Regions from separate parts of the Homo sapiens genome. Here all the other regions are linked to region 2. A link is an interaction called in ENCODE POLR2A ChIA-PET data of the cell type or tissue named here. Cell type or tissue: CD4-positive, alpha-beta T cell. All regions are shown on one strand. Each heading gives the region's core, and the rest is flanking DNA. Links, peaks and the distances in the headings are about the cores only.

Region 1 (10,768 bases), core at 2,124-10,123, 73 kb before region 2:
ACCTGACGTCAGGAGTTCGAGACCAGCCTGGCCAACATGGTGAAACCCCGCCTCTACTAAAAATACAAAAATTAACCGGGCGTGGTGGCACGCGCCTGTAATCCCAGCTACTCGGGAGGCTGAGGCAGGTGAATGGCCTGAACACGGTAGGCAGAGGTTGCAATGAGCAGAGATCACACCACTGCACTCCAGCCTGGGTGACAGAGCGAGACTCGGTCTCAGAAAAAAAAAAAAGAAAGAAAATTCCAGAAATAAAACAAGTCATACCTTCACATTCCAGGCCGTTCTGAGTAGTGTGATGAAATCTCCCACAGTCCTGGGATGTGAATCATCCCTTTACCCAGCTTATCCATGCTGTCTGTATAGGCTACCAGTCTGTTAGTCCCTTTATAGCCATCTCAGTCAACAAATAGAAAAAGCAAAGTGGTCAGCCGAGGTGGCTCATGCCTGTAATACCAGCACTTTGGGAGACCAATGCAGGAGGAGGATTGGTTGAGACCAGGAATTCAAGACCAGCCTGGGAAACATAGTAAGACCCTGTCTCTAAAAAAAAATAAAATAAAATAAAATAAAATAAATGTGTATAAATAAGCTGGGTGTGCTTGCACATGCCTGTAGTCCTAGCTACTTGGGAGGCTGAGGCAGGAGGCTCACTTAAGGCCAGGAGTTGGAGACCAGTCTAGGCAACACAGCAAGACCCTCACGCCCCGACCCCCACAAGATAAATAAATTAGCCAGGTGTGGTGGTGCTCACCTGTAGTTCCAGCTACTCTGGAGGTTGAGGTAGAAGGATCCTTTGAGCCCCGGAGCTTGAGATGGCAGTGGTGAGACCTTGTCTTAAAAAATTTTGATCCTGGGCTGGGCGTGGTGGCTCACGCCTGTAATCCCAGCACTTTGGGAGGCCGAGGCAGGTGGATCACCAGGTCAGGAGATCGAGACCATCCTAGCTAACATGGCGAAACCCCGTCTCTACTTAAAAAATACAAAAAATTAGCCAGGCATGGTGGCACACGCCTGTAGTCTCAGCTACTTCAGAGGCTGAGGCAGGAGAATCGCTTTAACCTGGGAGGTGGAGGCTGCAGTGAGCCGAGATCGCGCCACTGCACTCCAGCCTGGGTGACAGAGACTCCATCTCAATAAATAAATAAATATTAAATAATAATAATTTTTTTTTATCTTAAAGCTGGGTGTGGACATATTTGCCTGTATTCCCAGCTACTCGGGAGGATCCCTTAAACCCAGGAGTTTGAGGCCAGCCAGGGCAACATGGAGACACCCCTATCTCTAAAAAATAAACAAACAGGTCAGGGCCCAGGGGCTCATGCCTGTAATCCCAGCACTTTAGGAGGCTAAGGTGGGCGGAACTCTTGAGGGCAGGAATTCGAGTCAGGAATTCCAGACCCGCCTGGGCAACACAGCATAACCCTGTCTCTACAAAAAAAAAAAAAAAAATACAAAAATTAGCTGGGTGTGGTCGCTCTCACCTGTGGTCCCAGCTACTTGGGAGGCTGAGGTGGGAGGCTCAGCTGAGTTCAGGAGGTCGAGGCTGCAGTAAGACGTGATTGTGCCACTGCACTCCAGCCTGGGCGACACAATGAGACCCTGTCTCAATACATAAATAAATACAAATTGGCCAGGCGCAGTAGCTCACGCCTTTAATCCCAGCACTTTGGGAGGCCAAGGCAGGCGGATCACCTGAGGTCAGGAGTTCGAGACTGCCCTGGCCAACATGGTGAAACCCCATCTCTACTAAAACTACAAAAATTAGTTGGGCATGGTGGCGTGTGCTCGTAGTCCCAGCTACTTGGGAGGCTGAAGCAGGAGAATCGCTTGAACCTGGGAGGCAGAGGTTGCAGTGAGCCGAGATTGTGCTACTGCACTCCAGCCTGGGTGACAGGGTGAGACTCAGTCTCAAAAAAAAAAGTAAATAAATATAAATAAATAAATAATAAAATTAAAAAAAAAAATCTCAATTCTTCCGCTAGTAGAGTGCCTCCCTGGAATCCCATCCAGCTTGCTGTCCTTCTCACTCCAAGTTTAAGAAGGATAGAAAGGTGGGGGAGACTGTTTCGGGGCAGGCAAGGAGGGGAGGCCTAGGCAGGAGGTGTGGTGAAACCCACCATATGTGCCCTCAAGCACCCTCTTTCTCTGCCAGAGGCCACAGGCTTGGAAGAACCATGTCTCTTCCCAGGTTTCCTTCTCAGCCTGACTCGAAGCGTCCTGGCCTGCCCGCCCCACCAGACAGTCTGACTCAATTTGCCCGCTGTGTGCGTGGGCCCTGCGCGTGTGACCCTCCACCATTCCAGTGACTCAGGCAGCCTGGAAGCCCCCTCCCCGGGGGACACCCAGCTTCCTATGGTGACTTTTCACAGACATGGCTGAAACTGGCTGGCGCCTCCCAGACCCAGGCCGGGCTCCTGGGGGCAGCCCAGCAGGGCCTCGGCCCCACAGCCCACCCCTAGAGAGGGCCTAGGGGGTGGGAGTAGGGGGTGGGGAACTCTTCTCAAAGGGCCTTTGTGGGAGCAGCTGGGGGGGCTAACGGGGGACCCCGCCCTGTGTGACTCAAGCCTCATTGCTGGGCGGTGACTCACCCCCAGGCCCCCCTTCTGCCTGCCCGCAGCAGGTGCTGTGAGCCAGCTTCGGGATAGGGGCCTCTGCAGCCATGGTCATGCCACCCTGCCCTGGACCTGTGACTTGCCACCCACTTCTAGGGGTTCCAGTCTTGCCCTCACCTCCTTGCCCTCCTGAGCTCGGACCACAGAGAAAACCTCCTACATCCCGTCCCTCCGTGGGGCAGCAGACATGGTACTGAAATGTGCCACGCATTGTCTCACTATGAATTCACGGGATTCTCAAACCACCCGAGAGGCAGGGTGTTTGTTCTTGCTACTGCCCTGTAACAGATGCGGAAATTGATTCTCCGTGAGGTTGCAGAGTTTAACACAGGAGATTCACGTGCAGAATCTGGGTGTCCCAAACTTGCTGCCCCGCAGTGTCACTGCGTGATCATCTCAGCTGCTTTAAATGCCAGTGGTGGGTTACTGCACCCTCCAGTGTCGCTTCTTTTACTGACGGGTAAACTGAGGCAAGGAGCCTTGAAGTCACAGATCAAGAGTCAAGAGTAAGAGGCAGGGCTGGGATTCGAACCGAGTCCGAGAGCCCGGGACCTGCTCCGCCGCTTCCCCACGGGCCTCCGGCGCCCACTTGGGGGCTAAGGCGCCCCCGCCGCCGGGCCCCTCCGGACGCCGAGGCCAGCCGAGATCGGGCCGCCGGCCAGGCTGCTGGGCGCCGCGCCCGTCCGCATCACGCCGCGGTGAGTCACCGCGCGCCGGCCCCGGCCCCGCCCCCCGCGCCAACAAACAGCGCGTTGCTCGGCAACCGCCACCGCCCTCCAGCGCGGACCTGGGTTCGAGCCTCAGGCCGGGGTGCGCGCTAAGAGGGATTTTGGGACTCCGTAGTCTTCCCTAGATTAGGGGTTCAGATCAGGCCTGTAATCCTGGTGGGCACGGAGGTGATGGTGAAGGAGACAGCTGTGGTCCAATGAAGGTGGGGAGGGCTGAGGGTGGCTCTCTCCAATCCAGACCCACCGGGGCTCCCCAGAAGTGGGCGGTCAGGTCAGGAGATGGCGGCTGGGCCAGAGTTGCAGCTGAGAGGTCGAGGCCATTTTCCTAAGGGATTTGGGGAGCTGGCCTGGCGGGAGCTGTCAGGAGCGCTGTGATGAGGGCTTTTTTGCATCCTCCCCACCCCTGCCGACCTCCCAAACTAGCTAACACTTAATGAGCACGTTCTATGTTCTAAGCCTGTTCTATGCATGTGTGGGCCTATGTGTATTAACTCATGTAATGTTCACCATGAAGTCGGGCGCGGCGGCTCACGCCTATAATCCCAGCACTTTAGGAAGCCGAAGCCCGTGGATCACTTGATGTCAGGAGTTCAAGACCAGCCTGGGCAAAATGGTGAAACCCCGTCTGTACTAAAAATACAAAAATTAGCCGAGCGTGATGGCCAGCACCTCTAATCCCAGCTACTTGGGAGACCGAGGCAGGAGAATCGCTTGAACCCGGGAGGCAGAGGTTGCAGTGGGCCAAGATCGTGCCACTGCACTCCAGCCTGGGTGACAAGAGTGAAACTCCGTCTCAAAAAATAATAATAATAAAAATTAAAAATAGTGTTCACCATGGCCCTCTGACGTTTCATTGACATTCTCATTTTACAGATGGGGAAACTGAGTCAACAGAGGGTCAATGTCCTTTGCCAGAGGATGCACAGCCAAGCTGGCATCCGGGCTCCCAAACCTGTCTCAGGAGGGTGCATGCCTGGCCTTGGCAGGGCCATATCTGTGGGAGTCTTCAGGCGTTGTGGGGATAGGTGCCAAGGCTACATTGAAGTGTGGGTAGGTTATGCAAGTGGGGGATGGCGCCTGGTGGGCTCCTTGGGGGCTGTCGACACATGATACTGAAGGCTGTGCACTACAGAGGTTGCACCAGCACCCCCCTAGACTTCCCATGCCATCTGAGTGCAGGGAGAGAGTTTCCCAGCACCAGCTTCAGATGGCCTGAACTCCGGGCTCCCTGGCACCCCAATAGTCACCACTGAGCCGCCCACAGGACCCTTAAGGGAGCTGCCTGAGGGGCCTTCCGGAGCCCCAGATCCTATGGGGCGGGGAGAAGAGTAGATACTAGCATCTCAGACACGGAGATGGACCAGCTGCCTGGGAAGTGACCAGCTTTGAGTCCTGTAAGAAATGTCCATTTGGCTCACATGACCAAGTCAATCACTCAAATGGTTGAGTTGGGGAGATGGCTGAGTTACAGGGATCCTGGACAGTCTAAAGCCAAGAAGGTGAGGAGGGCTTCTCGGAGGAGGTGATACCCTGGGAACTGAAGGATGCTCGGGAGTTGGCGAATAACAGGCAGGACCTTCCTGCGGGAGAGGTTGGGACACCAGGAACTTTTCCAAGTGGAAGGTAGAGGGGACACGTGATTGGATTTAACGGGCTGTCTCTGGAGAATGGCTAGAAGGCATAAGGAAAGTCGGAGAGGACCAGGGAGGTGGCTGTTGGAATATATTTAGGCCAGAGATGATGGTGACTTAAGGATACAGTTGGCAGATTTAACAAATAAAAAATACAGGACATCAGTTAAATTTGAATTTCAGATACAGAACAAGTAATTTTTTTTTAGTATAAAACTTTTTTTTTAGTATAGCGATGTCCCCAAAATTGCATGGGACATACTTATACTAAAAAAAGAGATCCGCTGTGTATCTGAAAAATTAAGTTTCACTGGGTGTCCTGTGTCTCATCTGGGAACTGTACTTGGTGGAGGGGGGTGGGTCTCAGGGGCCCCTGGGGAGGGGGAAACGATCATAGCTAACACTCAGGGAATAAATGCACTTTATTTTTCTTTTTTATGTGTTTTCATTTTACTTATTCACTTTTTCGTAGAGATGGGGGTCTCACTATGTTGCCTAGGCTGGTCTCAAACTCCTAAGTTCAAGCGATCCTCCTGCCACAGCCTCCCAAAGTTTTGGGATTATAGAGTGAGTTGACACTCCTAACCCAACAAATGCACTTTGAAGTGAGTACTGCTATCATGCCCATTTTACAGCTAGGTAAACTGAGGCCTGGAGCAGTTTTGCTCTTGTCGTGTGTGTGCGGGGGGGGGGCTTTTTTTTTTTTTTGGTAACTTGTTTATACTGTTAGGTTAGGAAGTGGGTGACCCTCGATTGGAACCCAGGCATGTTGGCTGCAGTCCCTCAACTCTCAGAACTTGAACCCCCTCCCCCACGGGATTGGTGGGGGTGGTTGGACACTATGGTTCCCTGGGTTCCTGGTGACCCAGCTAAGGGCCTTTCTCATGGGATGCGCTTCCCCAGTCCCCCAGCGCAGCCTAGGCTCTGTGGCACCCCTACTTGCCCCCCTCCTGCCAGGACAGCGAGGCACTGGGAGGGACGGGAGGCGGCCTCAGGGGGCCTCCTCTCCCGGCTGAGGCTCGGCCTCGCCCTCCTCCAGGCTGGGAGGATCCGCCGTCTGCGCCGCCGGCAGGGGGAGGGGGCGGGTTATTTTTACCTCCCTCCAGGCAGCCGGGGCGACAGGAAGTGAGCGCGCGGCCCGCCAGATGTGGGGAGCCAGGGAGCTGGGAACAGCCACAGCTGGACTGGCGGCCGGCCGGGAGCGGGGTTAGGGGGGAGGGTGTGTGGAGGGTGGATCCCCAGGCCTCCGGTCCCCTCTTTGTTCCCCGCCGCCCCAGCCTCCCCTCCAAAGACCCCTCGTCCCCATCCCCCGCTCATGTGGGTCGTGGCCTCGCTGTCCCTCATCTGGGCGCCAATCCCCTCGCTGGCTCGAGGGCTCTCAGATCCTGGGCAGGGAGGGGGACCCTGCCCCTCGCCCCAGGGACCCCCAGGTCCCAGCAGAGTCGGGGGTAAGAGGGGGAGACGGCCTCTCGCCGGCCCCGCCTGCCACCGCCATTGTTTACCCGTCGGCTGCCTCCTAGGAAACTTAACCCGCCCGCGGTAATTTTATTTGGGAACTTCGGCCAGTTGCCATAGCAACCCCCAGTGACGTCAGAGGGGCTGGGGCCCGAAATCCCCGGGAAAGTGGGGGGGATGGGATGGGGGGGAGACCCCCAGAAGGGCTCTCCTTAACCCTCTGCGTACCAGATCCCAGCCAGGCAGGGACAGCCAGATGTGACACTTCTTGGGTGCGCCCCCCCAGTTCTGGCCTGGGGCCAGGTCAGGGTGGCAGGCCAGGCCTTGATGTCATCGGGAGCTGGGTGGGTGGTGAGTCATTCCTGAGGTGGGGGCTGGGCCAGGCCTGGGGTCTATTCCTGTCTGACCTGCCCCACCAGTGCCCTTGAGCAATACTGGGACCCTTCCCCGGGGATTTCAGGCACCTGGCTGGGAGTCCCCACAGATCCCTGGGACCTCTCTGCCCTTCTGAACCATTATGTAGGTAGACAAAGTCTTTCCTGGTGCTCCAGACACCAGGCAATTGAGTTTGTCACGGTGAGCTGGGGCCACCGTGTAATGTCCTTCTCCGGATGTGGGGAGTGGCTGGTGCCCTGGTGAGGGGGCAGGGATGTGGTGGGATCCCGGCTCAGTCCATAACACAGCTGGTCGCCAGGGCAACAGGAGGCAGGGGCCCTGACTGGCATGGGGGTCACTGCCGCCAGCCGGGGGCTGGGCTGGGAGGAGCCACTCTAACCGCAGTGACGTGGGACTTCCTCGGCAGGGCCTGTTTGATGTCTCTGTGTGTGGCGTTGCCATGGGGCCCAGCAGGCAGCCCTGCATGTGAGCTGGGGTGACCTGTGGGCCGGCTGGGCCTGTCAGGGTCCCTTGATCCAGGTGTACCTGGTGTATCACTTACCCTCTTTCTACCTGCGATCAGCACATCACACGTCTCACCTCAAAGCCTGGTAACAACTGCAAATTGCGCATTTTCAGCCCCATTTTTCAGCCGACAAAACTGAGGCTTAGGAAGTGTAATCGCCTGGCCCCAAAGCCATCCCAAAGACATCCAGCTAGAAAGCTGGGGTGTAGGGCCTGGCGCTGTGGCTCACACCTGTCATCCCAGCACTTTGGGAGGCTGAGGCGGGCGGATCACTTGAAGTCAGGAGTTCAAGATCAGCCTGGCCAATATGGTGAAACCCTGTCTCTACTAAAAATAGAAAAATTAGCCGAGCATGGTGGTGCACGCCTGTAATCCCAGCTACTTGGGAGGCTGAGGCAGGAGAATCGCTTGAACTGGGGAGGCAGAGGTTTCAGTGAGCCAAGATTGTGACAATGCACTCCAGCCTGGGCGACAGAGTGAGACTCCTTCTCAAACAAAACAAAACAAAACAAATCTTTGTTCTTCTTCCATTCCACTCCTCTCTCTGCCTCCATGAAACCGGTCTGCTTTGCTGGTTTTCCAATGTTCCAGGCACCGTCCTACCGCAAAGCCTGTGCACTGGCCGTTCTCTACCTGGAACTCTCTTCCTCTCGATGTCTTCCTGGCTTTTCCCTCAGTGCCTAAAAGTCTTTGTTCAAAGTCACCTCCTCCTCAGGGAGGACTTTCCTGACCTAACCTCCACTCATTTCATCTCTCATCTCTCTTGCCTTTTTCTAGATTACCCATAGACTTTCCACCCAACACATTTTATATATATATATATATATATATATAATATAATTTAAAACAATATATATATAATTTTTAAACATATAGACACATAATTTTAAAATATATATAGATATATAATTTTTAAATATATAGATATGTAATTTTTAAAAATATATATAGATATATAATTTTTTTTTGAGACAGGGTTTCCCTGTGTCGCTCAGGCTGGAGTCCAGTGGAGCAATCTTGGCTCACTACAACCTCCGCCTCCTGGTTCAAATGATTCTCCTGCCTCAGCCTCCCGAGTAGCTGGGTACAGGCGTGCGCCACCATGCCCGGCTAATTGTTGTATTTTTAGTAGAGACGGGGTTTCACCATGTTGGCCAGGCTTGTCTCGAACTCCCGACCTCAAGTGATCAGGCTGCCTCAGCCTCCCAAAGTGCTGGGAAGACAGGCATGAGCCACCGCTCCTGGCCACATTATATATCTTTATACCTATCTATCTGCTTATCATGTTTGTTTCTCCCATAGATGCTGGTCCCAAAAGTACAGGGATTTTTTTTTCTGTTTTGTTCTCTTCTGTGTCCCCAAATGCCCGGAACAGAGCCTGACATACATACAGCAGGCACTCAATGTTTGTAGAATGAACAAAAGGGTGTGTGGTGTGTGTGTGTGTGTGTGTGTGTGTGTGTGTGTGTGCCATGCCATTTGACCACTTGACCTGGTCTCACCTTCGCCCTGTCCCTTCATCACTCCCTCACCTGCTGTCCCCTGGGTAAACCGGCAGGCTCAGGACCGGGGCCTGTGGAAGTAAATGTCAAGGGACCCAGAGGGAGAGGTGGGGGTTCTGGGAGGACCCTCCAAGCCTGGGCTGAGGGATACTAGTGAGCCGGGGTGTGGTCCAAGCCACAGGCAACAGAACAGCGAAAATTAGATAAAAAAAAAATCTGGGGGAAGAGGTATCCCCAGAGGCCAGCATGGAGGAGGTGTTCTCCCTGAATGTGAATTGGACTGATGACGGGACAGGCAATGTCTGGATGGAAGGCCTTATTATGGGGTGAAGGGAATTCTGGAGGGGCAATATGGATGGGGATGCGGTAGAGATCCGAGTTTTGTTTGTCATTGTAATTTGGTCACTTTCTACTTTTGCAATGACAAGTTTGTCTGTGTGCGTGTGTCCCTTACAGGGAGACCCCCACCCCCACCCCAGGCCCGCCCTGGAAATGCCATTCTTGTGTGTAGCTGCTCAGAAGGCCATGTGGTAAGTTGCTCCCACCTTCTGCGCCCCACCCTGAGTTGGGGAATTCTGTGCCACCCCAAATCTTCCCCTGGGGCCCCACTAGGCGGCTCTGCCCCCTCCTGCCCCAACCTGTCAGATCCTGCATCCTGGGCCAGCCTGCCCCTTGGGCCCCACAGGGAAGAAAAGGCCCTGGAGTCCCCAGGGCTGGGCCCCACGGGATGGTAGCTGGGTGTGGCTCCTAACTCCCTCTCCCCAGTTCCACCAGGTAGCAAGGTGAGAGCCAGCTGAGCTGATGAAATGGGGGACCCTGGAGGAATTCTGGGGTGCAAGGTGACACAGAAGCATCCAACTAGTCCCTCCAGTCCCTTGGAGGGCCTGGCCTGCTGCTGGGTACCCCCGCGCCCCCACCCCCAGAGTTACTCAAAAGGGGAGGCTGCTATCTTACCACCCAGGACGTGGATGAAGAATTGGATCCCTAGCCCCAAGGATGACACTTCAAAAATATTGGGGGCTGAGTGGAAAACATCATCCCCCAAAGCAATGCCCACCCAGGTCTGGGAAGGGTCCTGCGGGTTCCAGACCCCCACTGTGACACGATGGTGGTCGTGGGTGGTGGATAGGGGTCCATCGGCCTTTGTCGAGTCCTGGAGAGGGCAGATGGCAGCGGGACATGCCCAAGGAGACTGGCATGGTTGCAGAGGGCACCCCGCCCCTCGATCTCAGAGTTTTGTTCCTGGCCACCCACCTGGGCACTGGGCCAGGCCCCGAGGCAGGGCCTCCTCCTGAGGAACAATGCAGCCGCGTTCCTCCCGGTGGAGGCTGGAGGATGGAGCGGGAAAGACAGGCACACCGGGAAAGAGGGAGGGATCCAGGGAGGGCCTTGCTCCCAGAGCTACTCCGGGAGCCCGGGGAGTTTCCCAGAGGTCCCAGCGGGTGGGGGAGGGTGCCGGGAAGCCTAGGGGGAGGGGACCCAGACCCAGGGGCTGCATGGCCTGGGACCAGAAAGTCTTTTCTATGGCAGCAGGAGAGGGTTAGGTAGGATAAGAGGAGGAACTTCCTAAGGCTGGAGAAGGCGCTGTGGAACTGGAGCAAGTGGGGGTTCCTGTTTGGTGGCATCCCAGGGCAATACCCAGACCCAGGCCCCCCTCCCCGGGAGGGGTCTGCAGTGCCCAGTGTGCCCTGGGTCTGGGACCGAGCCCACCCGCCAAACCGCCCCTCACCAATCTCTATTCCCAGGGGCTCACGGCCTCCTGGGTTGCCTCTCCCTGGGCAGGCGCAGGCCTTAGACCAACAGGGGTTCCAGAGGTGGGATAGGGGGTTAGACCCTTTGCTCCCACCCTACCCCCGCAGACAGAGCCTTGGGCTTAAAACTCGGGACTGGGACTCAAGTTCAGGGTCCAGAGGGGGAAGTTGGGCTGGGTATGGGG
Region 2 (10,338 bases), core at 610-8,609:
CAATTCCACTCTGGAACATTATGCAGGACCTGAACAGGGCATCCTGCTAGATGACATGTATAACGCATTAGAACTTGTGGGGCATGGTGGATCACACCTGTAATCCTAGCACTCTGGGAGGCCAAGGCAGGACGACTGCTGGAGGCCATGAAGTTGAGACCAGCCTGGGCAACTTAGCAAGACCCCACATCTACAAAAAGCAATAAATCAGCTGGGCATGGCAGTGCATGCCTGTAGTTCCAACTACTTGGGAGGCTGAGGTGGGAGGATTGCTTGAGCCTGGAAGATGGAGGCTGAAGTGAGCTATGATTGTGCCACTGCACTCCAGCCTGGGCGACAGTGCGGCCTGGCTCATAGGTAGTGCTACCACTGGCTGTCCTGACTACCTTACAGTTGGCACTCTTTAACCAGGTAGTACCACGTGGTTTCTGAATGTATTCCGGTTTAATCGGCACCTTGGTCCTGTGAGGTGGCATCTGACCTACTGATGTCCAGCTTGACTCTGGTTGTGTCCCCAGGGGTGAGGACTGGCCAGGGAGTGAGTCACCCGGGGTTAAATGGAGAAAAGACTCTTTCCCGGCTCTCAGGCTCAGGGCCAGAGGTGTAGAAGCCCAGCTGTCCCCTGGGCACATGGTTGCTAAAGGCGGTGGGGTGGGGTGGAGCACGCCAGGCCACGTCACTCATGGAGACTTGTGGGCTCACCTGGCCTGCTCACCCGAACACAGGACTGCAAGAGGGATGACAAAGCCAGGTTTATTGTTCTGGGTTAAACCTGTGGAGGCAGGACCTGGGAAGGGGCACGGGGACAGATGAAGTTAGTGACTGTATCTTCCTGGTCATTGCTGGGTTCTCAGCACCCTTGGCCCCCACTGAAGTTCTAGGTGAAGCCCAGTGCTGGGGGACAGGGTCCTCTTCCTGACAGTGCAGCCTGTGGGATGACTTGCAAGGTCCCATATGGAGGTAGGGGGTGGGATGTTGGCCTGCACTGGGGCCAGCGTCCTCAGGAAGGTGTCTTGGAGGAGGTGGCGGCAGCTGCCCCTTTCTTCTTGGCTGGGGCCTTCAGCAGTGCCAGCTTCTTGGGCAGGCTGCTGCTGGCTTTCATCACCACGTCATGTTCGATCTTCTTCCGGATTCCGACTTCTAGGTTCTGAGGGAGAAGCACGGGGCAGTCAGATTGTGACCTGGGGCTGAGAGAGGGCCTGACCAGTCACCCTCTTCCTGGCTAGAGCTCGCAGGGGGCTAGATCAGCAACTATCCCCTCGAACCGCACCTGACTGTGGGTCTGGTGGCTGGGGTTTAAGTCCTGCACTCTCCGGGGCCTCCACACACACAAAAATCCTCACTTCTGCACCTTGGCTTCTAAACCTCTGCTCATGCCCATTTTATGGATGGGGAAACAGTCTGCTGCAGCCAGGAGGCACTGGTTGCCCAGGTCCCTAAACTGCATGGGATCCGGCGTGCCCACAGCCTCTGGTCCCAGCCTCTAGAAGGGCAGCCTCCTCTGCCCCAGGTCATCTCTGCTTTGCAGACGGCAAGCTGAGGATCTGAAGAGTGGGCAAGGGAGCTGGCAAGTAAGGCACAAGCGTGGGGCAAAACCAGCAGTGTGAACCCCAAACTGGTGGCTCAGTCGCCTTTCCCAGACTGCCTCTGCCCTGCCATTCTGAGTTCCGACGGACTGGGTGTGGTGGCTCAAGCCTGTGATCCCAGCACTTTGCGAGGCTGAGGCAGGAAGATCACTTGAGCCCAGGAACTCGAGACCAGCCTGGGCAACACAGCGAGACTGCATCTGTACTAAAAGAAAGAATTAGCACGGTGTGCTGGTGCGTGCCTCTCGTCTCAGCTGTTTGGGTGGTCGAGCCCAGGAGGTCCAGGCTGCAGTGAGCTATGATCGTTCCACTACACTGCAGCCTGGGGGACAGCGTGAGACCGTCTCAAAGAAAAAAAAAAAAGTTCCGGCTGGGTGCAGTGGCTGTAATCCCAGCACCTTGGGAGGCCAAGGCAGGCATATCACCTGAGGTCAGGAGCTCTAGACCAGGCTGGCCAACATGGTGAAACCCAATCTCTACTAAAAACACAAAAAGTAGCCAGGTGTGGTGGCGGGCGCCTGTAATCCCAGCTACTCGAGAGGCTGAGGCAGGAGAATTGCTTGAACCCAGGAGGCAGAGGTTGCAGTGAGCCCAGACCGCACCACTGCACTCCAGCCTGGGCAACAAGAACGAAACTCTATCTCAAAACAAAAACAAAAAACAAAAACAGTTCCAATGACCACGATCACCAGCATCGGGACAGCTAACCAGGTGCCTGGATGCAGGGGTCATGGAGCTGGAATTCAGTGCATGTACCGGGACAATATAAGCATCAGTAGCGTAATATGTTACACTGTTAAAGGATGGTAAGCGCTGCTATGGCAAAGAGGAAACAGGAGTGAGGAGGGATGGGTACAGGTCACCATCAAGGCAGGCCTCTTTGAAGAGAGTTGGAAGAAGGGAGCAGTGTGTATTATTGGGAGAGGAATCCAGGCAGAGGAAACAGCCAGTGCAAAAGTTCTCAGGTGGGACAAGGAGCCCAGGAAGGGCTCCGGGAAGGAGGGGTCAGGGGCCAGTAAGGCTAGAGGGAGTTAGCAGAGGAGAGGGTGGAAGGAGACGAGGGCAGATTCTACAGGGCCTTGTGGCTGAGTGAGGACTGGACCTTTTTCCTGGGTGAGGTGGAAGCCATGGAGGATTCTGAGCCAAGGAGGGAGGGAACCGACTCAGGTGCTCATGGGCACCCTCTGGCTTCTGTGAGAGGACCAGGTGGGATCCAGGAGACAAGGGAGAAGGTGGCTGCACTGGTCCCGGTGGGAAATGATGTGGGTGGGACCAGGTAGGGGCCAAGAAGATGGGAGGCGGGTGGATTCTGGATTGATTCTAAGGGCAAAATAGGGGCGAGCACAGTGGCTCATGCCTGTAATCCCAGCACTTTGGGAGGCCGAGGCGGGTAGATCATGAGGTCAGGAGTTCGAGACCAGCCTGGCCAACATAGTGAAACCCCATCTCTACTAAAATTACAAAAAAAAAAAAAAAAAAAAAAAAAAATTAGCCCGGTGTGGTGGTGCAGGCCTGTAATCCCAGTTACTCGGGAGGCTGAGGGAGGAAAATCGCTTGAACCCAGGAGGCAGAGGTTGCACCTAAGCCAAGATCACTCAACTGCACTCCAGCCTGGGCGACAGAGCGAGACTCCATCTCAAAAAAACAAAACAAAACAAATGGGATGAGACCGGGATGTGAGAGAAAGGAGGGATTCAAGGATGACCTATGGCATCTGGAAGGAAGTGATCACAGGGGGAGGAGGGCAGAATGGGAAGGGAGGATCAGGAATTTGGTTTTGGACATGCTGAGTGCAAGGTGACCATGAGATTCCCCACTCCACGGAGGTAAGCGGGCCAGTGGGTACCCAGTTCTGAGAAAACCGACACTCTGGGGTGACGAAACAATTTGCTCAAGATCACAGGGCTGTTTACTGTGGAGTACAATTCAAACCCAGGTTTGACTCCCACCAAAACCAGTTTTAAATCTCCTTCCAACTTCTTTACAAGCTCAACCTTACCCATCTACATATAAATGTTGCACTTAAAAACAACCATAGGGTGGCTCACGCCTGTAATCCCAGCATTTTGGGAGGCAGAGGCGGGAGGATGCCTTGAGGCCAGGAGTTCAAGACCAGCCCGAGCAGCATAGTGAAACCTGTCTCTACCAAAAATACAAAAAAAATAAAATTAGCCGCGTATTGGCGAGCACCTGCAATTCTACCTACTCGAGAGGCTGAGACGGAAAGATTGCCTAAGTCCAGGAGGCTGAGGCTGCAGTGAGCTATAATGGGGCCACTGCACTCCAGCCTGGGCAACAGTGAGACCCTGACTCAAAAAAAAATGACGATAACCAACGCACCCTCACACTTCTTTGAGCCCTCTGCTGTTCTAGGTTTACAAAGCTGGGCTTTCAATTCCCTTCCCATGTCACCTCGCTGTCTTCCTGAGTTCAATTAAAGAAAACAGTAACAGCAAGAGGCTGACGTTATTGGAACCCTTTTTGGGCCGCAGGTCTTGCTTCTACGAGGCCCTTTTGAAGTGGTAAGTGGTGTTCCTGCACCCCTTGCACAAGGAAGAAAAGGGAGGCCCACAGAGCTGGGAGTCCTCCAGGCCTCATCCCTTGCCCTTTGCCGATCCCTGTGCTCCTTCCCTCGCCGGCCTCCAGATTTCATCTCTCGTCCCTAGCACGTCCCCCAGCCCCTATCCCTCGCCAGCTTCCACCTCTTACCCCTCTCTGCGCCCCGGGCTCCATCCTTCGCTCCTAACGCGGCCCCTGGCTCTATCCCCTCGCTCCTAGCTCGTCCCCAGGATCCACCCTCTCCCCTCACTGATCCCCGGGCTCCACCCATCCCCCCTCGCCGTCCTCCGGGTTCCACCCCTCGCTACTCGCCGCCCTCCGGGCTCCATCTCTCGCCCCCGCACACCTTCTTGAGCTTTTGCTGCTGCACGACGCGCGCCTTCTTGGGAGCGATAACACGACCTGGGGAAAGATGTGCTCACGTGAGGCCGGGAAGCCGGGGGTCCACCTCGCCCCCAAGTCCCCGGGCCGCTCCTTACCGCCTTTTCTTGGGCCCCGATTCTTTTCAGAGGCTGCCGCTGCCGTCTTACTCTTTGCGGGTTTGTGCGCCTGAAACTTGCGCTGCCCCTGCGCCATGGTCCGGCACGCAGCGGAAGAGGCGGGACTGTGAGCAGTCGTAGCCGGAAGGCACAGGGAACCATGGGATACAGCGGGGCGGAAAAACGCAAGAACTCACGGGATACAACGTGGCACAGAGTTAAAGAGACAGCATCCCACAAGGGTAGTGTAGTGGATCACAGTTGGAGTTTTCAAACATTACGAACAAAACGGTGACAATGATAAGCTAACGTTTATTGAGAGCTTATGTGTTTTAGAAAACTTACAACGTTTTATGATCTTTACACATAAAAACTCAGACTAGGTTAGGGTGTGGCACTCACCTCTGGTACAGAATTTAAGAAGGTTCAAAAACTTTGGTAATAGTAAACAATATTTTCAAGACTTAAAAAATATTTTAATATCCAAAATAATCAAATTGTTAAACTACATCCTGCAGACCGGCAGCATAATTTTGTAAATAAAGTTTTAGTGGAACCAGGGTGTTGAGGTCAGTAAGCTCAAGGCACAAGTGCGGGGTTCTAGCCTCTTCAAAATTTTATTTAGGCCGGGCACGGTGGCTCACGCTTGTAATCCCAGCACTTTCGGAGGCCGCGGGGCGCGGATCACCCGAGGTCAGGAGTTGGAGACCAGCCACGACTAACATGGTGTCTCCAATAAAAATACAAAAATTAGCCAGGCATAGTGCCAGGCTCCTGTAATCCCAGCTACTCGGGAGGCTGAGGCAGGAGAGTCGCTTGAACCCAGAAGGCGGAGGTTGCAGTGAGCTGAGATGGCACCACTGTACTCCAGCCTGGGCGACAGAGCGAGACCCCGTCTCAAACAAATACTTGTTTTGTTCATCATGGATTTTTTTTTTTTTTTAAAGAGATGGGGTCTCACTCTGTTGCTTAGGGTGAAGTGCAGTAGTGCAATCAAAGCACACTGCATCCTTGAACTCCTGGGCTCAAGCCATCCTCCCACTTCAGCCTGAGTAGCTGGGGCTAGAGGTGTGAGTTCCATGCCCAGCTCATTGTTTTTAAATTTTTGTTTGTAGAGACAAGCTCTTCCTATGTTACCCAAACTGGTCTCAAACACCTGGGCTCAAGGGATCCTCCCAAAGTGCTGGAATTACAGGCATGAGCCACCAAGCCTGGCCTCATCATGGATTTTTGCATTAATTTTGATTTTTAAAAAATACTGCTGTAAGGTCAGGCACAGTGGCTCATGCCTGTAGTCCCAGCACTTTGGGAGGCTGAGGCAGGGGGATCATTTGAGTCAGGAGTTCGAGACCAGCCTGGCCAACATGGTGAAATCATGTCTCTACTAAAAATAGAAAAATTAGCTGGGCATGGTGGCGCATGCCTGTAATCCCAGCTACTCAGGAGGCTGTGGCAGGAGAATCGCTTGAACCGGGGAGGCACAGGTTTCAGTGAGCTGAGATCTCGCCTCTACATTCCAGCCTGGGTAACGAGTGATACTTGATCTCAAAAAAAAAAAACCCAAAACAAAATATTGCTTTAAAATATTTTTTATCTTGGTTGCTGAGCTTTTTTGGTGTCCTCTTAAAATTCTGCCCTGGAGATGTCACCCTAGCTCCAGCCCTGACCTTAAGAGGGAGGTACTAGTATTATCCACATTTATTTTTTATTTTTTTAATTAAATAATTAATTAATTATATTTATTTTTGAGACGGAGTCTCGCTCTGTTGCCCAGGCTGGAGTGCAGTGGCGCTATCTCGGCTCACTGCAAGCTCTGCCTCCCAGTTTCACGCCATTCTCCTGCCTCAGCCTCCCAAGTAGCTGGGACTGCAGGTGCCCACCACCACACCCGGCTAATTTTTTGTATTTTTAGTAGAGATGGGGTTTCACCATGTTAGCCAGGATGGTCTCAATCTCCTGATCTTGTGATCCACCTGCCTCGGCCTCCCAAAGTGCTGGGATTACAGGTGTGAGCCACTGCGCCCGGCCTGTTATCCACATTTTATAAATGAGGAAACCAAGGCACAGAGAGGTGAAGTGACTTGCCCAAGATCATACAGTGGGAAAAGTGGCGGAGTCAGGATTTGAATCTGGGCAGCCTGGCTCTAGGTGCTGGGCTCTAGATGGAAGGCCCTGTCTGAGCTCCCTGCACTAGGAACAAGTGTGGTCAGGGGCTGGACGGTCAGCTTTTGGGTAGCCATTCAAGAAATGTATTGAAAAACCTAGAGAGGCAGGCTAGGGAGAGCTGAGTTGGTTACATCTGGGGTCCATCTAGGGTTCCATCCCTGGAAGAGATGGTGGTGGTTAGGGCTGTCCGGAGCTCCTCAGGGGCAAAGACCCCCAGTTCTGTGATGATGCCACCAGTGATGAGGTCGTGGGGGGTGACATCGAAGGCAGGATTCCAAACTCCAATCCCTGCAGGGGAGAGAGGGGAGGCAAGGAGGCAAGAATTTGCTTCTGTGAAAGTTCTCAGGTTGTAGTCATCTGTTTCTACCACAGTGGTTCTTGGAGTTGGGGAGTCCTTGAGAACCTGAGGATTCTCACCCCAAAAGTACATGCAGGCATGGACATTGTACTCAATAGTAAGTTTAGACTCGCCACTGCCCCTAGAATGTCAGTCCCCAAGAAAAATTCAAAGTCCTATACACATCTATGCCACTTATTTTTTTATTTTTTGTGAGATGTAGTTTTGCTCTTGTTGCCCAGGCTGGAGTGCAATGGCACGATCTTGGTTCACTGCAACCTCCACCTCCCAGGTTTCAAGCAATTCTCCTGCCTCAGCCTCCCGAGTAGCTGGGATTACAGGCATGCACCACCATGCCCAGCCAGTATTTTTAGTAGAGACGAGGTTTTTCCATGTTGGTCAGGCTGGTCTCAAACTCCCGACCTCAGGTGATCTGCCCGCCTCGGCCTCCCAAAGTGCTGGGATTACAGGCGTGAGCCACCGCACCTGGCCCATCCCACTTATTTTTTTAGTTTTATTTTTAATTATTATTATTATTTTTGACACAGAGTCTCGTTGTGTCACCCAGGCTGTAGTACAGTGGTGCGATCTTGGCTCAGTGTAACCTCTGCCTCTTGGATTCAAACGATTCTCCTGCTGCAGCCTCCTGAGCAGCTGGGACCACAGATGTGCACCATCATGTCTAGCTGTTTTTTTGTTTTTTTGAGATGGAGTTTTGCTCTTGTCACCTAGGCTGGAGTGCAGTGACATGATCTCAACTCACTGCAACCTGTGCCTCCCAGGTTCAAGCGATTCTCCTGCCTCAGCCTCCCAAGTAGTTGGGATTACAGGCGCCTGCCACCTCGCCCAGCTAACGTTTTTTTTTTTTGTATTTTTAGTAGAGACGGGGTTTCACCACATTGGCCAGGCTGGTCTCGAACCCCTGACCTCAGGTGATCCGCCCGCCTCAGCCTCCCAAAGTGCTGGGGTTACAATCATGAACCACCACACCTGGCAAAACAATTTTTTTAGAGATTGTGGTCTGGCAATGTTGCCCAGGCTGGTCTTGAACTCCTGAGCTCAAGTGATCCTCCCACCTCAGCCTCCCAAAATACTGGGATTTCAGGTGTGAGCCATTTTACCTGGCCCCATAATGCTAATATTGGTTCATGCTAATATTTCATGAACTGTTTTTTCTTTTTTTTCTTTGAGATGGAGTTTCACTCTTGTTGCCCAGGCTGGAGTGCTGTGGCGCTATCTTGGCTCATTGCAACCTCCGCCTCCCGGGTTCAAGCAATTCTCCTGCCTCAGCCTCCTGAGTAGCTGGGGTTACAGGCATGTGCCACCACGCCCGGCTAATTTTGTATTTTTAGTAGAGGCAGGGTTTCTCCATGTTGGTCAGGCTGGTCTTGAACTCCCGACCTCAGGTGATCCGCCCGCCTCGGCTTCCCAAAGTGCTGGGATTACAGGCGTGAGCCACAGCGCTCGGCCTTTTTTTTTATTTTTGAGATGGAGTTTCGCTCTGTCACCCAGACTGGAGTGCAGTGGTGCAGTCTCAACTTACTGCAACCTCTGCGTCCTAGGTTCAAGCAATTCTCATGCCTCAGCTTCCCAAGTAGATGGGACTACAGGCATGTGCCACCACGCCTGGCTAATTTTTATATTTTTTTAGTAGAGACGTGGTTTCGCTCTGTTGGCTAGGCTGGTCTGGAACGCCTGACCTCAAGTGATCCGCCCACCTCCGCCTCCCAAAGTGTTGGGATTATAGGCGTGAGCCACGGCATCTGAGTGCATGAACTATTTAAAGGGCCAGTCATTGATCTAAATGTCCTGTGGGTTAATTCACTGACCGCCCTTGGGTTTATGCAGCAGGTTCTAGCCATAGCCCATTTTACAGATAGGACCAGTGAGGATCTTAGGGAATTAGAGAATTTAGGGAACTTGCTAACGGTTGCACAGCCAGGAAGTATAGGCAGCTAAGAAAAGTCTTGCAGCTAGGCATGGGAGCTCACACCTGTAATCTCAGTGCTTTGGGAGGCTGAGGCAGGAGGATCGCTTGAGGCCAGGAGTTTGAGACCAGCCTGGGGAACATAGCGAGACCCTATCTCTATGAAAATAAACAAATAAAAATAAGTGTAGAAATATCTTGCTTTTTCTTTTCTTTTTTTTTTTTGAGACAGAATCTCACTCTGTTGCCCAGGCTGGAGTGCAATGGTGTAATCTCAGCTCACCACAACCTCCGCCTCTCAGGTTCAAGTGATTCTCCTCCCTCAGCCTCCTGAGTAGTTGGGACTACAGGCGGGTGCCACCATGTCCGGCTAATTTTTGTATTTTTAGTAGAGACGGGGTTTCACTATGTTGACCAGGCTGGTCTCGAACTCCTGACCTTGTGATCTGCCCGCCTCGGCCTCCCAAAGTGCTGGGATTACAGGTGTGAGCCACCTCGCCTGGCCGTCTTGGTTTTTCTTTACAAACACGTGGCCAGCCAGATATTCTTATTTCCTCTTAAGAAAACCTAAGTGGAGAATAGCAAGACAGTTACTCAAGATCATTCATATAACCGGTTAGTTGTAAATTCCAACATTGGATCTGACCTCCAGGATGCACCTGTTAGAAGAAGTGGCTTGGGCCAGGCGTGCTGTGGCTCACACCTGTAATCCTAGCGCTTTGGGAGGCAGAGGCAGGCTGATTGCTTGAGGTCAGTAGTTAATAAATAGCCTGGTCCACATGTTGAAACCTCATCTCTACTAAAAATACAAAAATTAGCCAGGCGTGGTGGCACCCACCTATAGTCCCAGCTACTTGGGGGGCTGAGGCAGGAGAACTGCTTGAGCCCGGGAGGTGGAGGTTGCAGGGAGCCCAGATCGTGCCACTGCACTCTAGCCTGAGGGACAGAGCAAGACTCCATCTCAAAAAAAAGAAAAAAGAAAAAGTGGCTTGTAGGAGCTGTGTATGTTCCAGAAGGATGACAAGGACCTGCATATCACCTGCCTCCATGAAGTGCCCAGGAGCTGGGGTGTCCCCTTTCTGAGGGGGCAGCTTACCAGGTGCTGCAATCCGGACCCCATTAACATCGGTCAGCTCCTGGCCCGGTCGCTCTTCAATAATGATCTCCTTGCCGGTCTCCAGACGGAGGTCACATGAAGAGCTGGGGGCAGCCACGTAGAAGGGAATGCCATGGTGCTTGGCGACAATGGCCAGCTGGTAGGTGCCCACCTTGTTGGCTGTGTCG
Region 3 (8,832 bases), core at 833-8,832, 63 kb before region 2:
TTTGGGTGGGGGCGGGGGTGGATACCGGTCCAAGTTCTTGACGTGTCGCCCGCTGGGTAGGGGGAAGGTCTCTTGTTGGGCAGGGGCTGGTGGGAGCTGGGGGGATGTCTCCTTTCCCTTCGGAGAAAAGCGCTCATTCAAGGTTGCATAGGAAGGAAAGCCAGGTTGGGGACCAGCCCTGTGCAGCTTGGGGTCCCCGTGCCTTTTGGCTGAAGGAGGAGGTTAAAAGGGCCCAGACTGAACCCCGACCCCTCTGTCTTAGCCCCAGACTGTTTTCTGATTTTAGCACTAGATTTGGCTGCCCCTAAAGCCCTTAGCCCTAACTGACCTTCCTGCCCAGCCCAGCCCAGCCCAGCCCAGCCAGGCCCCAGACCCAGTGGCTTCTTGAATGTTTTGGCTGTGCAGCTGGCTCCTTGTCACCTGCCCCCTTCCCAACCTTCCCCAGCTGGCAGCCTCTGACTCCTGGTCTATGAGGGTGAGGCTGGGGGCTGGGGGACCCCTGGCATAAGGGGTGTCCTCTGGCAGTCCTGCCCCAGCTGGAGGGCTGTACCCAACAGGTGCCCAGGCTTAGAGGCGAGGTGATGTTGGACACACCCTGTCCGCTCGCCCACATGCCCTGCCCGGGCCAGCCTGGGTACATGTGTTCACATGCCGATGTCCTGGGAAGGCACAGGCCCTGGGGCTGGTGCTAGCTTTGTTCTCTGATCCCGTGAGGCACCCATGGCCCTCTGCCCTTGCAGCACGTCCTCTGGGAGCTCCTTCAAGACCCCAACAGGCAGGCCTTGCCTGTGGATCTAGAGGGGGCCCTAAAATAGGTGCCGGCCTGGCCTGGGGCTGGCACGCGGAGCACATGCGTGACAGGGCGTGTCCAGAGGGTCGGGCCTGTCTGTGCTGGCCTGGCCACTGAGCCTCCGCCGACCCTTGCTCGCTGGAGAAAGACAGCAGAGGCGGATGCTTTAGGAGGGACCCCCGTGTCGTGCCCACCCTCTAACAATGCAAGTGGACGCCAGATGTTCCATGCAGACCGCAGCTGCGGGGCAGGCCCCCATCTATCTGCAATCCCAGGGTAATTAGCCCGGTGGGTACACTGGGGTGACCCGCTCGCCCGATCTAGGTGGTGCTTTGATACCTCTTAAAGCATTTTTTGGAGTTTGCCCTTCACCTTGGAAAGCTGGGTGGGGGATTCTGTCCTCCATGAATAACGGCGCCAGGAACCTTGGGCGATCTTGAGAAAACTCCTTCCTGTAACCTCTGTTTTCCACGTTGGATGTGTTTTAGGCCACAGTCAGGCCTGGCTTTTTTTTTTTTTTTTTTTTAAGACTTATTCCATGACCTTAAGCCCCAGTCTGAATCTCTGAGCCTTAATTATTCTATCTATAAATGGGAAGCATTTGGAAATGGGACGGAGAGAAGTGTACACTTTGCCCCTGGCCGCCTTCTTCCCTCCTGGTGTCCTGGGTGGACACGGAGGTGTGTCTGGGGAAGGTGTGTCCTTTAGGGCCGGTCGCCTGGGAAGGATGTTGAGCGGAGGGCAGTGGGTGTGGGTGAGAATCCCTGGGCAGAGAAGGGCGCCGCCATGCTGGGCACGGCTGAGTCACGCTCCAGCGACGCCTTGCCCCAGGGTGCTGGAGCTGGCGCCACCCTGGGTGTGGTCACTGAGCTGTGGCCCTGGGCAGAGCAGGGCTGGGTGGTCTAGGATGTGGGGCCTCGGTGCCTGGGGAACTGACTTCGAAGATGCCAAGCCCCCTGGCCTCCCGCCTGGCCTAGGTTCTGGGGTCACCCTCCAGGACTGTGGTGGCCCACACCCTGAGAATGCCTTGGAGAGCCTAGAGGCCCTGAGCCTTGGGCCTGGGAATCGGTGCGTTGAGGGAGGTGGATAGGGCGCAGACACCAGTGACTGCATTCAAGGCCAGGGGACCCCCACAGCCAGGCCCTCACTGCAAAATGTACCTATGTGGGGAGAAGGCAGGGGTGGACCTGATGACGGGGTGTACCACTCTACTAAGGGTTCCCAACATGAAGGTGAGGGGGCCCCTGGGAATTCTGTGATTGGTCTGGGAAAGATTAAAGTCTAAGTGGGGGTTAGAGTGTGGACTGGCGGGACGCAATGGGGGCTGGGATGTCACTTTCATGGTTCCCCTATTTATAACAAGTGATTCAGCCCTCACTTACTCACCCCTTCCTGAGCCTCCCCCCACCCCAGCCCTGGGTGGGCAGCGGGGCCCACCCACTTGTCAGTGCCCTGACTTTCCCTACCCAGTGCCACCCTCTGAGGGCTGCCCATCGGGGCGGTTGTTATTGTCGCTGCACTGGGATTGGGGCAGAGGGGCGGGGGGCTCCTGGTCAGGCGGCGCTTGGCCGGGCAGCCCAGGTTGGCGGCTGGCTCGAGGCCCAGCCCACGGAGCTTCTGCTGAGAGTCTGGGCCCATTAGGCAAAGCGTTAGTGACAGGCTGGGAGGGCGGGTGGCGCGGCGGGCAGGGCGGGGCCTGCAGCCCTTGGTATTTTCCGATCCCAGCTGCTCTGTGAGGGTGGAAAGTATTTGGGGACCAGGCTTGGGGGCGGAGGTGGTGGTGGCGCCCCCGGCGGAAGCTGCCCCTGATTCATTCTTGGAGCATGGGGTTGGGGGGGTAGCGGTACACATACATACCCTTGTGTGTCTGGTCCACGCACACGCTGTCTGGAGGGGGTATTCAGGCATACCCACATGCATTGGCTGGCCGGGGTGTCCTGATGCAGCCTGGGGCCTGCTTTGCTCCCCAGCCCAGGGGCCCGCCCTCTCCCTCATGCCTCCAGCTGCTAGGAGCTTGGTTTCCCCCTGGACACCATCTCCCAAGAGCCTGAGAAGTGCACCATGATTGGTAAAGGGGACCCTGTCTCCTGGGCACCTGCATGGCAGCACCCCTTCCACTCAAGACCCAGACCTTTTGTGCCTGCGGGGATGGGGAGTGGCCTTGGCCCCGGCCCTGGGCTCTGTGCAGGGGAAACCCCACAGGAAACGAGCCTGGCCAAATGGCCGCCCTTCCCGTTCTCGTCCCTGGGACACGAATGTGCTGTCTCACTTCCGGAGGCGGCCCAGGGAGGCTGGCCGCCCTGCGGGGCCTCGCCTGCTCCCAGTTGGCGCCTCCAGACCCTAAGGGGACAGGGCTGGGCTGGGGCCTGATGGGAAAGAGTGGCTGGTATGTGTGTATGTGTGTATAGGGAGGGGACAAAACAGGACATCACTCGCCGCCTGTCTCGAAGTGGTGAGCGCCACCACATCGGGCGGACACTGGGGTCCTGGTGTGAGACACCCACGTTTCCGTTATCCTTTGCCTTGGCAAAGACAGCAGCAGCTCTGTCGTGATCATGTTTATCACTCATGGGGTCCTCACCATGACTTATGAAGTCCATACTTATTATCCCTGTTTTGCAGATGGGGAAGCTGAGGCCCAGAGAGGTTGAGTGACTTGCCCAGAGTCACCCAGCTCAGAAGCTGCAGAGCTGGGGCTTTCAAATCTGGGCAGACTTGGGCTCCAAAACTGGAGTCTGCTAGCCAGGTGTTGGGCTCTTATCAAAAGAAGCTCCACTCACTAAAGACTTAGGGCTGGCTTCATGCATTTGTGAAACGGGCAGTCTCACGGCAGCCCTGCTTGGAGGGACCTGGAGGTTAGTTTAATGTTGCACTGCTGGGGTCATGAATTTTTTTTTATTATTATTAATTTTTTTGTCTTGTATTGCCCAGGCTGGTCTCGAACTCCTGGCCCCAAGCGATCTTCCTGTCTTGGCCTCCCGAAGTGCCGGGATTATAGGGATGAGCCACCGCGCTCAGCCTGAAATTATTTTCTTTTTTTAAACTTGTTTTTGTTTATTTTAGAGATAGGGTCTTGCTCTGTCACTTAGGCTGGAGTTCAGTGGCATGGTCATAGATCACGGCAGCCTCAAACTCCTGGGCTCAAGCAGTCCTCCCACCTCAGCCGCCTGAGTAGCTGGGGCTACAGATGTGTACCACCACTCCTGGCTGATTTTTTAGTGAATTTTTTGTGGGCCAGACACTGTGGCTCAGGCCTGTAAGCCCAGCACTTTGGGAGGCTGAGGCAGGCGGATTGCTTGAGCCCAGGAGTTGGAGACCAGTCTGGGCAACATGGCAAAACCCCATCTCTACAAAAATTAGGGCCAGGTGTGGTGGCTCACGCCTGTAATCCCAGCACTTTGGAAAGCCGAGGTGGGCGGATCACCTGAGGTCAGGAGGTCGAGACCAGCCTGGCCAACATGGTGAAACCCCGTCTCTACTAAAAATACAAAACTTAACTGGGCGTGGTGGCGGGCACCTGTAATCCCAGCTACTCGGGAGGCTGAAGCAGGAGAATTGCTTGAACTCTGGAGGTGGAGGTTGCAGTGAACCGAGATCACGCCATTGCACTCCAGCCTGGGCGACAGGGCGAGACTCTGTCTCAAAAAAAAAAAAAAAGAAAAGAAAAAGAAAAAATTAGCCGGGCATGGTGGTGCATAGCTGTAGTCCCAGCTACCCCGGAGGCTAAGGTGGGAGGATCACTTGAACCTGGGAGGCTGAGGCTGCAGTGAGCTGTGATTGCACCCCTGCACTCTAGCCGTGGCGACAGAGTGAGACCCTGTCTCAAAAAAGAAAAAATATTTTTTTTTTTTGTAGAGATGGGGTATTGTCGTATTGCGCAGGCTGGTCTTGAACTCCTGGCCTCAGGTGACTCTCCTGCCTCGGCCTCCCAAAGTGCTGGGATTACAGGCGTGAGCCGCCATGCTTGGCCTGAAATTCTTAGTTTTCGAACTAGAGGACCACGTGTTCATTTTGCACCGGGTCCTGAAAATCCTGTATCTTGCCCTGGTGCTGGGCACTTACTGAGTGACATACATACTCGGTGACATCTCACTGGGCTATGCAAAAGAGGCTCTTGGCTCCATTTTACAGATGGGGAAACTGAAGCTTTGGAGAGTCTTTGGGAAACTGTGGAGCAAGGATTTGAACCTTGGGCTGTTTGGGTGGAGAGGCCTGTATCTTGGAGCTTGGATCCTGTGCTCTGGGGGGCGGGGGGTGCGTGTCTAGAAAGAGAGGGGGGTGCCTTGCTGCCGGCATCCGCCCTGGTGGGTGTGGGCTAAGCCCTGGCCACTGAGGAGACCGGGCCACGGGGGGGGAGGCCCTGGTGGTTTCCTCCTGCCCTCCAGGCTTCTAGGAAGTGGCGCCAGCTGGGGTGAGATCACTTCCTCACCCGCCTGCCTGGCCCCCCTTGGCTTCCTCTCCCCATGGCCCCATTTGGCCTGCCCAGGGCTCAATGAGGGGGGAGCTTGGCCATGCAAGTTGCTGTAGCCTCCTTGTCCCGCATGGGCCCTCTAGGTATCTCTGCCTCTCCAGTCCTGGGGCTGGAACGGAGGGCACAGCTAGGCTCCAGCTCCCCGTGTGGTGGCTCCTGCATATGAGAAAAGAGCTTCCCTGTGATCAAAGGAAGCATCTGGGGACCTGGAGGGGAGGTGTCCCCAAATCTCATTACCTCCTTTGCTCTCTCTCTCTTTCTCCCCTCCAGGTGCCAGCCTCTGGCCCCGCCCGGTGCCCCCCTCACCCCTGTGCCACGGCCGGCTGGGGTTCCTGGGGATGGGATTTGCTTCCTGTCACAAATCACATTGCCAGGGATTTCCAACCGACCCTGAGCTCTGCCACCGAGGATGCTGCCCGGGGACGGGGTGGCAGAGAGGCCCCGAAGCCTGTGCCTGGCCTGAGGAGCAGGGCTTAGCTGCTTGTGAGCAGGGTCCACACCAAGTCGTGTTCACAGTGGCTAAGTTCCGCCCCCCAGGCCCTCACCTCCTCTGGCCTTGCCGCCTGTCCCCTGCTGCCGCCTGTCTGCCTGCCATCCTGCTGCCTGGCCTCCCTGGGCTCTGCCTCCCGTGCCTACTGAGCTGAAACACAGTTGGTTTGTGTACACTGGCTCAGTTCAGCAGGAACAGGGGTCAAGCCCCCTTGGAGCCTGCAGCCCCTGCCTTCCCTGGGTGGGCTGATGCTTGGAGCAGAGATGAGGACTCAGAATCAGACCTGTGTCTGGAGGAGGGATGTGGTGGGTGGGGTTGGCTGGGCCCAAATGTGTGCTGCAGGCCCTGATCCCCAACTCTGCAACTGGGGACCCCTGCATGGCCACAGCTCAGGCTGGGCTGTGGTGCCAGCATAGATAGGTGGGTGAGTGGGTGGCCCTTCCATTAAAAGGGAAGCCAGCTGTGTCCTTTCCGGGCCTGGAGGCTTGGCCCCTCCTCTCCCAAGCCTGGCAGGGGCACTGGCCCGGCCCGCACCTTCCTAGCAGCCAGTTACCCAAGAGGAAGCTGCCTTGGGCCTCCAGACCGTTAAATGCCAACTCCTGGCTTCCGGTATCAGGCTGGGTTGACCTGACCTGGCCCCTTCTTGCTGGGCCCTGCAGCTTTCTAACTTGCCGGGAGGAGCAGTGACACCCGCCCCACATGTGGGGCATGGAACAAGTTCCTTGTGGACCCAGAAGGGACACAAGCAGGTGTGCTTAGTCCTGAGGCGCTGGGAATAGCTGATCCTCCCTGCCTTGAGGGGGTTCTCAGGGCAGGGAAGAGTTAGGACTCTGTTTTTTTTTTTTTGTTTTTTTTTTTTTGAGATGGAGTCTCGCACTGTCACCCGGGCTGGAGTGCAATGGCTCGATCTCGGCTCACTGCAACCTCCACCTCCCCAGTTCACACGATTCTCCTGCCTCAGCCTCCCAAGTAGCTGGGATTACAGGTGCACACCACCGCACCTGGCTAATTTTTGTATTTTTAGTAGAGACCGAGTTTCGCCATGTTGGCCAGGCTGGTCTCGAACTCTTGACCTCAGGTGATCTGCCCGCCTCAGCCACCCAAAGTGTTGGGATTACAGGCATGAGCCACTGCGCCCGGCCAATTTTTTTTTATGTTTTGTAGAGACGGGGTTTCGCCATGTTACCCAGACTGGTCTTGAACTCCTGACCTCAAGCAATCTGCTCGTCTTAGCCTCCCAAAGTGCTGGGATTACAGCTGTGAGCCACCGTGCCTGGCCTTTTATTGTTTGTTTTTGAGACGGAGTCTCACTCTGTTGCCCAGGCTGAAGTGCAGTGGTGTGATCTTGGCTCACTGCAACCTCTGCCTCCTGGGTTCAAGCGATTCTCCTGCCTCAGCCTCCTGAGTAGCTGGGCTTACAGGCACCCACCACCATGCCCGGCTAATCTTTGTATTTTTAGTAGAGACGGGGTTTCACCATCTTGGCCAGGCTGGTGTGATCATGGCTCATTGCAACCTTGAATTCCTGGGCACAAGTGATCCTCCTGCCTTAGCCTCCCCAGTAGAGCTGGGACTACAGGTATGCGCCACCACACCTGGCTAATTTTTTTAATTTTAATTTTTGTAGAGATGGGGGGGCAGGTCTCACTATGTTGCCCAGGCTGTTCTCGAACTCCTGGCCACAAGCCATCCTCCCACCTTAGTCTCCCAATGCGCCGGAATTACAGGTGGCTCAGGTGTGAGCCACCGTGCCTGGCTTTTCTCCACTATCTTGAAATCAGATGGGAGGAGGCTTTTTTCTGGGTGGGACTGAGGAGGCACACTGAAGTCCCCCAGGTCATCGGGGCTGGGCCATTGCCTTTTTCCCCACCCTGGGTAGTCGTGGACAGAAGCTTGGGATGGGATGGAGAGGAGAGATCGTGCTGTGTGTCATGTCTGTTGTTCAAGTAAATAAAAGTTGCCCTGACTTCATTCCTGAAGGTCTGGTCTGTGATTCACTCCTGCCTCCCATCGCTGGAGTTTCAGCTTTTGATTGGCCTGAATTTACCATCCTGGCACTCCGGGCTCCTGCCTGCCCATCCCTGCCCCACCTGCTCTGTGCAGCAGGGTATCCTGTGCTTGGAAAGGTGACCTTGGGGGTGTCCTGGATCGTGGGGTGACCATGAGGGAAACCCTAGAGTGGAAAGATTTTCACATCGCTGATCAAGGGAGGATGGAAGCTGATCTGAAGTGGTGGTGGTGGGGTGACCCTGAGGGAAACGCTGAGCCTGAGGGGTGACATGTGGCGATAACCAGGATCTGAGGGTCTTGAGCTAGTGACATTTGGGGGCAACTTGGACCTACGGGATTACTCAGGCCTCAGGGGAAGATTTGGGGTGCCTGGTATCTGAGAATGCTGGAGGGGAACTTGGGTTTGAGGGATGTGACATGAAGGAAACCCCAGTTCTTAAGGGGGGACATTTGGATGTGGCTGGGACCTGCGTGACGCCCCAGGAACATGGGAACATTCGTGGGTGACACCTGAGGGGCACAGTAAAGGGTCCCCCAGGTCCGAAGGCGGCAGGGACCACAAGGGGTGCACTCCGGGCTCTCCACCCACCTCCACCGTCCCAGACCTCGAGGCGGCGCCACGGAGCGCGCGGGGCAGTCCCGGGTCCGCCCGCACATACCTGCTGGAATACGCGCGGCGGGGCAGGAGGTGGGGCCGTCTCCGATTGGCCCACTCGAGCGGAGGGGCGGTGCGAAAAGCCAATCCCCATGCACAGCGCCGCCAAAGTCCCGCCCCCGACTGCGGGCCCCGCCCTCTAGCGACGGGCCCTGCCGCTCCGGGAAGCCTCTGTCCTCTCCTGCCCCGGCTCTGGCAGTGACCCAGACACAGCATCTCCATTCATCCAAAAGGCAGGAAGGCCCCGAGGAAACTGCTTCTCGGGGAGCCAGGGACGTTTAGACAACCACGGGCTTTCTCGCCGTCCTTTGGATCCCATCCCTCACTCTATTTGACGACTGGGAGCCTCTTCAGTGGCGCAAGATCCCAGACACGCCCTGGCCACGTCCCCTGGCGAGTGTCCACGCACAGACCAC

What was found. Peaks named below come from ENCODE experiments on the same cell type or tissue, not always from the same donor. Only the 100,000 strongest peaks of a DNase experiment are listed, where the experiment ranks them.
Region 1: POLR2A ChIA-PET joins it to region 2 with 10 read pairs; 32 of 35 experiments call an interaction of 5 or more read pairs at or near these places.
Region 3: POLR2A ChIA-PET joins it to region 2 with 10 read pairs; 31 of 35 experiments call an interaction of 5 or more read pairs at or near these places.

What each region holds. Positions count from the first base shown.
Region 1 is chr19:13,843,132-13,853,899 of GRCh38, reverse strand. No RefSeq gene overlaps it. Among named protein-coding and RNA genes, the nearest start is that of MIR23AHG, 5.6 kb to the right of the region's middle. RefSeq lists enhancers at 1-203, 6,730-6,909, silencers at 5,854-6,059, 5,880-6,149 and a cis regulatory region at 10,576-10,768. In CD4-positive, alpha-beta T cell, for the core only: a CTCF peak has its summit at 6,027 (motif pointing right); DNase peaks (open chromatin) are centred at 2,589, 6,059, 6,729, 7,398 and 6 weaker places; H3K4me3 peaks cover 2,544 bases; H3K27ac peaks cover 5,569 bases.
Region 2 is chr19:13,768,861-13,779,198 of GRCh38, reverse strand. It overlaps MRI1 (methylthioribose-1-phosphate isomerase 1), which reads right to left. Exons shown (of 6, transcript NM_001031727.4): 5 at 10,151-10,338; 6 at 4,917-7,078. The coding sequence ends at 6,918. C19orf53 (chromosome 19 open reading frame 53) reads right to left here and starts at 4,743. Exons shown (of 3, transcript NM_014047.3): 1 at 4,625-4,743; 2 at 4,492-4,547; 3 at 426-1,147. The coding sequence starts at 4,721. The coding sequence ends at 1,001. RefSeq lists enhancers at 3,678-4,206, 4,207-4,736, 4,713-4,912, 4,983-5,052. In CD4-positive, alpha-beta T cell, for the core only: no CTCF peak of the experiment used is centred there; DNase peaks (open chromatin) are centred at 4,068 and 4,768; H3K4me3 peaks cover 1,408 bases; H3K27ac peaks cover 1,652 bases.
Region 3 is chr19:13,833,406-13,842,237 of GRCh38, reverse strand. It overlaps MIR23AHG (miR-23a/27a/24-2 cluster host gene), which reads left to right. Exons shown (of 1, transcript NR_036515.2): 1 at 1-7,722. MIR24-2 (microRNA 24-2) reads left to right here and starts at 5,879; the gene lies at 5,879-5,951. It overlaps MIR27A (microRNA 27a), which reads left to right and starts at 5,721; the gene lies at 5,721-5,798. It overlaps MIR23A (microRNA 23a), which reads left to right and starts at 5,579; the gene lies at 5,579-5,651. RefSeq lists silencers at 349-408, 2,317-2,546, 8,365-8,554, a cis regulatory region at 1-422 and enhancers at 2,967-3,066, 3,287-3,506, 3,537-3,646, 8,665-8,714, 8,765-8,814. In CD4-positive, alpha-beta T cell, for the core only: CTCF peaks have their summits at 8,245 and 8,460; DNase peaks (open chromatin) are centred at 2,537, 2,997, 5,167, 8,467 and 6 weaker places; H3K4me3 peaks cover 4,977 bases; H3K27ac peaks cover 6,788 bases.